Linked DNA regions of Homo sapiens: region 2 is linked to region 1. Evidence: chromatin loops called from intact Hi-C (ENCODE). Cell type or tissue: ascending aorta. All regions are shown on one strand. Region 1 holds the start of WDR46 (WD repeat domain 46). Region 2 holds the start of RING1 (ring finger protein 1).

Region 1 (5,000 bases):
TATGAAATATGCCTATACTTGCAAGGCCCATCCGTGGTAACACTGCGATTTAAACCTGGGCATCCTGGCTTTAGACTCTGTGCTCCTAAAGCACACTGCCTTCCACACCTTTCTGCCCACCTATGACTCCTAACACCTCACCCCACCAGTGACTTACGTGCCTGTAGAATCTACTGCCACAGCCCGGACCCCACCACGATGACAGAGAATCTTTGCCAGTGGCTCCTTCATAGCTGGACTCCATAAAGACACAGTACCTGGAAGAGAAGAAGAACCAAAGTTGCTAATACACACCTAAGCCTGAGGTTACTAAACATGGGAAAGATGGGAACTCAAGACCAAGAGATAACAAAAAAGGGAAATAAAAGGGTAACTTTAAGGGACTCATGAAGTACAAATATAGAAGAAAAGCAAGTCAGGATGGTCAGAGTCAAAACTAAGCCAGGTACTGACCATTGCTGTGTCCGAGATGGATGACGGCATTGTAAGGGTTCTGACTCATAACATCGAGCCGCCCAGCTCGAGCATTCAGAGCTGCCACAATCTTCCCCACTGACACATCCAGGTAGGTTAGAAACCCTGTTTCTGACTGAGAGAGAAAGACAGAGAGAATGACCCAGTCCTGATTGCCCTCTGTATTCCCTCTGCTGGGGTCCTAAAGGAGAGGTGGTCATCCCAAGGGCTTCCAACCAGTTCCTGAGCTCCATGGCCACTCACAGCTGTAGCCAGGAGGAAGTGGAAGGGCAGGAACTCAAGCCGTGTTACTCGGTCACAGCGGCGGATACAGTGGAGCTCAATGCCCTGATTGTCATAGATGTGGAGCCAGCGGTTCTGAGCAACAGCAAGCAGTGCCTCAGAATGGAGAAACCTGGGGGAGAGGAAGAGTGGTTCAATTGGGAAATGAGGTCACAGGCTATCATTCAATCAGGAATGGACTATCTCACCCCAACTGACCGCTGACAGTGAGGCCACTGACCGGATGTCCCGCACCGCCTCCATGACGTTGATCTCGCACATAAGCTTCTTTGTTACCCAATCAAGGGCAGCCACATGACCTCGGCGCCCTCCAAAAGCCAGGTGTCTGTTGGAGGTGAGGGGCAGGCAGGGTGTTAAGGCAGGGGACCACCGACTCAGACAACTTGAGGTCTGCCCCACGCCAGCCCCATCTCTCCAGGCGGGCAGACACATGTTGCTGTAGGTGCTTACCCTCACACCCAAGCAAATCGAAGGACCCTCCCCTCATCAGCAACCCAAACATACACTGGGAATGGCTGAAGTGGTTAAGGAAACACATCTTAGTTCAAGAGTCACTAGAATTCAACCTTACCTTCCAGTTCGAGAGTAGTTTAGTCTGTAGGGTCCAAACTGCCGCAGATTCAAGTCAAAGTGCTGGGAAAGAGAAGAGTGAAAAAAAAGAGTGCCCTGCAGTAACGCCTTCTTCTAGCCCCCATTCCTCTATTGTCCTGCACCACCAATCAATCCCTTGGCTCCTTTACCTCCTCAGGCTCACCTTGGCTGCACTTGCAATGTCCACAGCCTCCACAATGTCAGCCTGGCATATCTTTGCTGTGTCTTCCCCATCCTCCCCTTCCAGAAACCTGAAAGCAAGGGTTAGGATGGCAGTAAAGCTTCCCAATATGAAGCAAGTATACCAACATAAAAACGAGAAAAGACAGTCCCAAAAGGCAGGGAATGGGGGTCCAGATTAGGGCTCACTCACCCAGGTTCTTCAGCAAGCAGCAGCTCAGAACGAGCAGCTTTGATACTTGTTTCCTCTTCCTCAGCTTCAGCCACCTCAAGTCGGCTTCGAGTTTTGGCTTTAGAATGTGGTAGCTGTAACATTGTTGGTGGGGAGGAGTGGCAGAAGAACCACAGGATAAGTGGGGTCACAGGAGAGCTACCTGTCCCAGCCTCCATCCAACTCACCCAGACACTCCCTGCCTCCAGCACTTCCCAACTCTCCGGCTGGACCTCACCTTTCGGGATTTGTCAATGCGACAGAACTTCTGGACCACTTCCACAGGGACGGGGGCGGGGCCTGGGAATGGATCTTGGGTCTAGGGGAAAGGAGGACGCAATTAGCAGACAGCCTTGGATTGACCCCAACCCTCTCACTCTCAAGGAACGAGGCGGCCTGCCTCGCCACCCATCAGGTCCCACGCTCACCCCGGACAAGCCGCGCTGGGACTCCGGGTTCTTCCATTCTCGGGGTTTCTTCGGGACCTGAGGCTTCTTAGAGATCCGAGACTTCTTTAAGATGTAAGCATTTTTTGGTCTCTGAGGACGGAGCTCCCGATTCTTCTTGTTACGAGGAGGCCCTGGAGAGGCTCCGGCTGTGGTCGGAACGGTCTCTTCCTCCCAGTATCGCCGCGGTTTCTACAGGCACATCAGGAACTCCGCACTCACGCCCCGCCCCCCGACCCCACAGCTAAAAACTTCGTTTCCCACCCAGGGAGGCCTCTACCTTTCTCTTGGTCTGAAGTTTGTCTTTCTTGGGCGGGACATCCTTGCCCGGCTTGGGGGCTGTCTCCATCTCGCCCACCCGAACGGCGATCCACGTGCAAAACTCCTCTCAGCTGCCACACAGTCGGCTTGAAAACTCCCGGAAGCCCTCTGTCCTTCATCCAATCAGCAGCGTACCAGGTATGAAGCTCTCTAGGTGCCATCTTGAGTGAGGGCACGCTCTCCTTAGAGGGGCGGAACAGTTTTTGGCACCTTATCGCGAGCGGCAGCTTATGCAAGAGTGATTTAAAAAAGAAAGGCAGGTCCGGAGCCAGGGGCTAAGTAGCGGTGCGGTTTCTTTTTCTGGATTAGTTTCCCCATCTTGCCTAAAAATGTCCTAGTCTAGTCTTTTTAGCAGAACTCCACTCCCTAAACATGTCAGAACTACACTTCCCATCAAGGGTCAGAAAGAAACTTCCGGCACAGTCTTTTCCCAGCATTCCTTGTTTACTTCCGGGTTTATTACTACTGAAGGAAGAACGTGAGTAGGTTAGGATTTCGGTTGAGAGGCTTGGGGTCTTGCGTTTCGCCCACCATCTCCTGGGGACAGGGTGGAGTCGATATCCGGGACGGGGGGGAGGTTGCGGTGCCCCTCAGGGCTACCTCTCAAGAGTGCTATCATTTCCGCAGGCCAGATCAGAAAAGGGAGCTCAGGTACCTTCCAGAGAGTGAGACCCAGCGCCCTTGTCTCGCACCCAGTAGGCTTTCATCCCCGCCATGGCGGAGCTGATCCAGAAGAAGCTACAGGGAGAAGTGGAGAAATATCAACAGCTACAGAAGGGTAAGGGAACAGGGTCGGTATGGTCTCGCCCAATGCACTTACAACCCAAAGCCATTACCGAGATAAGGTTTGTTGCCCCATCTGGGCCCTCGCGTGCAGAGACTTCCCCGCCTCAGTCTCAGTACTCTTCCCTGTTCACTCACCCGCTGCCCCCATCCTTTTCTGCTTCCTCAGATCCATATCCACCTGACTAGGATTGTGGGGATAGGTGGCACATTTGATGTTTCTAAATTGCCTTTCCTCTCATCCCCAGACTTAAGTAAATCCATGTCGGGGAGGCAGAAACTTGAAGCACAACTAACAGAAAATAATATCGTGAAAGAGGTGAGGGACTGGGATTTGTGGGGCGAGGAGGGACCTGTACTAGCCATGGTTCTGATCACATATGTCCCATCCCTCCATCAGGAACTGGCCCTGCTGGATGGGTCCAACGTGGTCTTTAAACTTCTGGGTCCGGTGCTAGTCAAACAGGAGCTGGGGGAGGCTCGGGCCACAGTAGGGAAGAGGCTGGACTATATCACAGCTGAAATGTGAGTTTTTATTCCACCACCGTGTGCTGCACCCTGTGATGCAAGTGAACCATTGGAGTAGAGGTGTTGAACCATTGCAGAACAGCTCTCCATAGTGGCCCCTAGTCCTCCAGTTCCTCCAACCCTTTCCTTCCCTTTTAACCCCCCTTCTTCTCCCTCCCCTGGATCTCAAGTTTTCCACCTATCTCTTTCTTGCGTTTAGCACTCTCCATAGTGAGTCCTACTAATTTCTCCCTTTCTGCTTGTCTCCCTTGTCTCTCCTTAGTAAGCGATACGAATCCCAGCTTCGGGATCTTGAGCGGCAGTCAGAGCAACAGAGGGAGACCCTTGCTCAGCTGCAGCAGGAGTTCCAGCGGGCCCAGGCAGCAAAGGCAGGGGCTCCTGGCAAGGCCTGACCCCATGGTGGGGGGAGGGGAGGGGAGGGGAGGGAATGAGGCAGCTCTAGGATCTATACTGTAGCTAATAAAATGTAAAAACACCTGGCTCTGTTTCCTGACCAGGCACTTCTGTCATATCCCCACAGCCCCTTCCACCTTAACACACACCACCTGTATTACCCCCTCAGGTTCAAACTCTTGCACTTGGAATCTCTTTGTGGCACAGTGTTCTTTCTTGAAAGTGAAATCCTAAATGTCTTCAAACCTACTTCTTGCCTGTATATACAACCCTTAACTCTCCCTCATCTTGGTTGGCATGATTCTTTTGGAAGGGCATTTGCAACATACCATATTGCTAGGAATGTCGGTTTAATTGAAAAAGAATACACAGTTCTCTAACCTGAGGCCCCAGGATGAAATGTGGTTACCCTCCTTGCCAACAGCCCTGGCATCTCTATTAGTACTTTTCAGCCTCTGTCTTCCTAGAATTTGCTTGAATGTAGCTTTAAACTGACTTAAAATCCCAGCATGTAATGCTTTATGGTATTATAAGTCCTCCCAAGTTTATATGTTGTCCATAAAGTTGTTCTGCCATTTCCTTGTCCTAAAATTGTTTTATACACATTTGCAGCAAGGGACCAGTGGTAGAGAGGTTACTGGAGAGAAACTGTTCTGAGGAAACTTTTTTCACCAATACCTCACTTTTTGCTCTGTTCATGGGGACAGAAAACATTGTGCCCCTTCCTGTTCCATGGCATCTACCTTCAGCCAATTCCCCACCCCCACTCATAGCAGCCAGTTCATATGTAC
Region 2 (5,000 bases), 80 kb before region 1:
CTCAGTGGAAGTCACTGGTATGAGGCCAGCATGGGGAGGGAGAGGGCAGAGAAGTAGAACCCAGACTATATGAGAAAGCAAGTAAGGGGAGTCTGGAGCCACTGGGAAGGGCAGAGGTTCCCAAGGCCAGGGACAGAAGTGGGTACCCCCTAGCCCATTTGTGTCTCCACCCATGCATCTGTCCAAATGTTTCTGCCCCTCCCAGGAGGTCTTTTCATGTAACTGCCTCAAGGACCCTGGACTCTGCTCACCCCCCCACCACTCTGCCTGGCCTCCTGCTGATGAGGACTCTAAGTTCCCAGGATACAAAAGGGGTGGCAGTGTATGGTTCAGGAATGCTGAATATGGGAAGCAGGGGTGCTTGTGACCCTAATAAATTCCAAGTCCTCTTCCCTGCCACCTCCGGCTCTTCTTGTGTCCAAGCCCTCAGACCCTTCCCCACCTCCCCCTCCTTTCCCTTTCCCGAAGGATTGTTCCCTTTCTCTGCCTGGTCTCCCAGGGCAACCCCCGCCGCCGGGTGTGAGAGGAAAGAGTATGTGTCACTGTGTATGCGTGACACTCCGGGTCTTTTTGAAGGGAGGGGTTCGTGCGTCACCCCTTTCCACTGGTTCTGCAGCACCAGTCCCCTCCCCCCAACTCCCTGGGTTCTTATGGTCCCCAAGGGTGATTTGTTCATGGCCCCATCTTGGTGTCCAGTCTGGCCTTGAAAGGGGGTCTTGGAACAGGTGGCCCTCCCCCACCCCTCTCCTTTCTCTGAGTCCCCCCCTCCCCTTTCTCTCCACCTTACAATAGCTGCAGCCGGCCTGGGGTCGGATGGGGGGGATTAGGGGAGGGGGCCAGGATTAGGGGAATGAACCAGCCGATGAAAGGGGCTGGAGAGAGCAGGAGGGAGGGGGCTGGGAAGAGGAGGAGGAAGGGGAGGGGGGTCTGCGCTAATCGACTCTGGCGCCCACATAAGGACTGGCCACGGACTGAAGGAGAGGACAGGGAAGTAGGGGGGAACTGGGGTGGGGGGCGAGGGCACCCACTGCTGCCTTGTCCCAGGGACAGGCCACCCCCTGGCAGCCGCAGCCCAAGTCCGGGAGCCTCAGCTCGGGCGGGGACAAGATGCCCATCAGGGTCTCTAACTGCCCCCCACCCCCTCGCCCTGTATCCCTCTCATTCCCTACACTCAATGGGGATCGCTCTGCCCCTTCCTCTTCTCTTTCCTCCCCATCCCCTTCGTTTACTCTAGAGTCCTCGAAGAGGCTTCTGCCCACTTCCCACTCCAGACATTCTGCCCCTGTGTACCCCACCCACACGCGCACCCCCCCTTCCCAATGGGAGCTCCATCTTGTGTATGTCCCTGTTTCCGCGTGGTGTCTCCATTCCCCCTTTCCTCCCGTGCGCCTCCCTCCCTTCCCCGCCCCGGGCCGCGGCTCCTGATTGTCCAAACGCAATTCTCGAGTCTATGGCTCCGGCCGAGAGTTGAGTCTGGACGTCCCGAGCCGCCGCCCCCAAACCTCGAGCGGGAGAGCGGGTCGGAGGGTCTAGGGAGAGCCAAAGCAGAGGGTGGAGGGAGTCCCCAGGGTGGTAAGGGGAATCCCGGGCACATCGGGACCTAGGTGTGTTCTCAGGACTAGAAGGCTAAAGCGGCAGATCTTTTGCAGCCTTTTCCCCCGGGATCCTGGAATGGGGGTTACGGAGAAGTGAGGGGGGTTGATCCCCAGAGTCGCCAGGGTACGCAGAGTGGGGGAGGTAGCCCTTTTCACGAGCCCTCTGTCCCCTCCTGGGGTCCCAGATATTCCAGGCCCCGGCCCCCCGGAGCTGAGGCCCCGCGTGGGGGCCTCTGGAAGGGAACCGAGGCTAAGGTTGTTGGCCGCGCGACGGTGCTGGGCCGGGGGCGGAGACCGTGGTTCCCTAAGTGGCGCAGAACTCCCGGGACGCAGGATCCTCACGCGGGACGAGCCCGTCCCGTGGGCGGGAGAACCGCGGCGTCCACGTCCCGTCCCACCCGCGCCGCGAATGGTGGGTGACGTCTCCGCCGGCGGGGGGAGCGGGTGTAGCGGAGGAGCAGGCGGAAGTGACGTAGGGCCCCAGCGCCCGGGCCATGGCGGCGGCGGTGGCGGGAGCTGCTGTCTGAGCAGCGGTTGCGGACCGAGCGAACTTGGCCCAGGAGCCCGGGCCTAGGGAGAGGCGCGGCGGCGGCGGGAGCGCGAACGGCTGGAGCTGGGTGAGGGGCAGTGCCGGCGCGGGGGCGGGAGCGGGGGCGGAGAGGGGCGCTTCTGGAGGGGCGGGGTCTACGCGAGGGGCGGCCCCCCTGACGCCCTCCTCCCCTTCCCCCCACCCCCAGCCTTCTTCGCCTTCTCCTCGGCTGTGGAGCCCTGGTGGGGGGTCTGCGCCCGGTCACCATGACGACGCCGGCGAATGCCCAGAATGCCAGCAAAACGTGGGAACTGAGTCTGTATGAGCTGCACCGGACCCCGCAGGTGACAGGCATTCTCCCTTTCAGGCTTACCCCCTCCCCCAAACCCTTATATCCACAGACCGCATCACACAGCTTCTTTTCCGTAATTTGCTCTATTCTGCCTTGCCTGGCCCTACCTTTGAATCACCTTAATCTTTCCAAAGCACTTTCGCATTTAGCTCATTTAATCCTCAAAACAGCCCTGCCAGAGAGGTGGAACAAGTATTATTATCTTCATTTGAAAGATCACAAACACAAAAATTACCTTCCCTGTTCCTCATTCAGTGTCATAAGTCAGTGCACATAAGACTCACTTTGGGAGTTTATTAAAAGCAGAGCTTCATGCCCCCCAACATTCTGATTCAGTAGTGAATTGGGTTCTCAGAATCTGAATTTTTAACAGGCACCCTATGGGGTTCTAATACAGGTAGCACCAGGACTTTAAAAAATTTTGTTGAATAGTTTTTCCCAACCACAGATTTGTGCCATCTTCACTCCTAGGCCACTTAGCCACCTCAGATCCTCCTATTCCAAAGCTCCTACTCTTAGTTAATGGACACTAAAGTCTGTCTTTTCTCCATTTGCTCCAAGTCATCAGTCCTTCTCTTTCTCAGAATTCTTGTCTCCTATAGAGACCAACATGGGTCTTCTCACTGTATTTCTCAAAATTCTTATTTTATGGGCTGCTGTTTCTAAAACCCCTTTCCCTCTAACCCACACCACCTTTCTACTCACTGATGCCTTCAGGAAGCCATAATGGATGGCACAGAGATTGCTGTTTCCCCTCGGTCACTGCATTCAGAACTCATGTGCCCTATCTGCCTGGACATGCTGAAGAATACGATGACCACCAAGGAGTGCCTCCACAGATTCTGCTCTGACTGCATTGTCACAGCCCTACGGAGCGGGTAATAGGAGAGACATGTTTGAGATGAGATGAAGGGGTACAAAGTTAGGGCCCTCTCACTGGTCTTGGTTCAGCCTAGGCTTCAGTTCCCTTGACTGACCACTCAGGGCTTCCCTTCTCCTACCCCAGGAACAAGGAGTGTCCTACCTGCCGAAAGAAGCTGGTGTCCAAGCGATCCCTACGGCCAGACCCCAACTTTGATGCCCTGATCTCTAAGATCTATCCTAGCCGGGAGGAATACGAGGCCCATCAAGACCGAGTGCTTATCCGCCTGAGCCGCCTGCACAACCAGCAGGCATTGAGCTCCAGCATTGAGGAGGGGCTACGCATGCAGGCCATGCACAGGTGTGAGGGTCAGGAGAGAAGCAGAACTGATGGGATGGGTCCGTGGGTCAGTCCTTGTTGCCTGCTAGCTTCTAAGCCTCAGCATCCTAGGAGCTGACCACAGACTGATCATTAGGGCTGGAAATCATGGGTGTAAATTGCAGTTTCTTAGTAAACAACTGGCCCTGCTCTTCTTAAGAAAAATATAGGGCTGGGCACAGTGACTCACATCTGTAATCCCAGCACTTTGGGAGGTGAGGATGGGAGGATCACTTGAGCCCAGGAGTTTGAGACCACCTTGAATAACATAGGGAAATCTCATCTCTACAACAAATTAAACATTTAGCTGGGCATGGTGGCACATGCCTGTAGTCCTACCTTCTTGGGAGGCTGAGGTAATAGGATCACTTGAGCCTGGGAAGAAAGTGGATGTTGCAGTGAACCATGATCACACCACTGCACACTGCACTCCAGCCTGCTGGGCGACAGAACAAGGCCCTGTCACAAAAAAAAAAAAAGGAAAAATGTAGTTTACCCCATGACTTTCTAGAAGTTAGAACAGTAGAGCGATTTTGAGAATAAGCCCCGGATTCATACTGCTGGAAGTTAAATCACCTCCTAGGCCAGCATCTCTCAGTCTTTCATGTGTATCCAGATTACCTGTAGATCTTCAGATGCAAACTGTGATTCAGTAGGTCTAGAGTTGGGCCCGAGAGTCTGCATTTCACAAGCTCACAGGGGATGTGTATGCTGCTACCGCACTTTGAGAGGTGACAGCCTATGATCACTAACAAGTTACTTAACCTCTCTAAGCCTCAGTTTCCTCAGCCATAAAATAGAGGTAATATAATTACCTGTGTCATAGGATTCATTGTATTAGGTAAGGGGATTGGTGCAAAACACTTAGTATACTGAGTGCTTAGCACATTGTGTTTAATAAATATTAGGTATCGTCATTAGGATTTTTCTTATCTCTTAATTCTCTGAAGTTTAAAGTCTAAGCCCTTTATCCTGGATGCCTTCTAACCTTAACCACTTGCTTCTACAGGGCCCAGCGTGTGAGGCGGCCGATACCAGGGTCAGATCAGACCACAACGATGAGTGGGGGGGAAGGAGAGCCCGGGGAGGGAGAAGGGGATGGAGAAGATGTGAGCTCAGACTCCGCCCCTGACTCTGCCCCAGGCCCTGCTCCCAAGCGACCCCGTGGAGGGGGCGCAGGGGGGAGCAGTGTAGGGACAGGGGGAGGCGGCACTGGTGGGGTGGGTGGGGGTGCCGGTTCGGAAGACTCTGGTGACCGGGGAGGGACTCTGGGAGGGGGAACGC

The links. Hi-C counts contacts between places; a loop is a spot of excess contacts. Peaks named below come from ENCODE experiments on the same cell type or tissue, not always from the same donor. Only the 100,000 strongest peaks of a DNase experiment are listed, where the experiment ranks them.
Region 2: a loop joins it to region 1, with 6 times the contacts of the local background. A loop is called at or near these places in 27 of 110 quality-filtered maps.

Annotation. Positions count from the first base shown.
Region 1 is chr6:33,286,638-33,291,637 of GRCh38, forward strand. It overlaps WDR46 (WD repeat domain 46), which reads right to left and starts at 2,602. Exons shown (of 15, transcript NM_005452.6): 1 at 2,465-2,602; 2 at 2,167-2,376; 3 at 1,977-2,057; 4 at 1,721-1,833; 5 at 1,511-1,598; 6 at 1,328-1,389; 7 at 977-1,081; 8 at 718-868; 9 at 454-589; 10 at 158-257. The coding sequence starts at 2,533. PFDN6 (prefoldin subunit 6) reads left to right here and starts at 2,964. Exons shown (of 4, transcript NM_001185181.3): 1 at 2,964-3,283; 2 at 3,537-3,607; 3 at 3,689-3,813; 4 at 4,079-4,296. The coding sequence starts at 3,220. The coding sequence ends at 4,208. It overlaps MIR6873 (microRNA 6873), which reads right to left and starts at 652; the gene lies at 590-652. It overlaps MIR6834 (microRNA 6834), which reads left to right and starts at 3,608; the gene lies at 3,608-3,688. RefSeq lists enhancers at 595-1,128, 1,129-1,662, 2,197-2,730. In ascending aorta, no CTCF peak of the experiment used is centred here; DNase peaks (open chromatin) are centred at 2,654 and 2,914; H3K4me3 peaks cover 2,763 bases; H3K27ac peaks cover 1,808 bases.
Region 2 is chr6:33,206,433-33,211,432 of GRCh38, forward strand. It overlaps HSD17B8 (hydroxysteroid 17-beta dehydrogenase 8), which reads left to right. Exons shown (of 9, transcript NM_014234.5): 8 at 1-17; 9 at 206-399. The coding sequence ends at 222. RING1 (ring finger protein 1) reads left to right here and starts at 2,068. Exons shown (of 7, transcript NM_002931.4): 1 at 2,068-2,212; 2 at 2,333-2,468; 3 at 3,194-3,354; 4 at 3,483-3,698; 5 at 4,726-5,000. The coding sequence starts at 2,391. MIR219A1 (microRNA 219a-1) reads left to right here and starts at 1,403; the gene lies at 1,403-1,512. In ascending aorta, no CTCF peak of the experiment used is centred here; DNase peaks (open chromatin) are centred at 599, 1,409, 2,019, 2,379 and 1 weaker place; H3K4me3 peaks cover 2,261 bases; H3K27ac peaks cover 1,617 bases.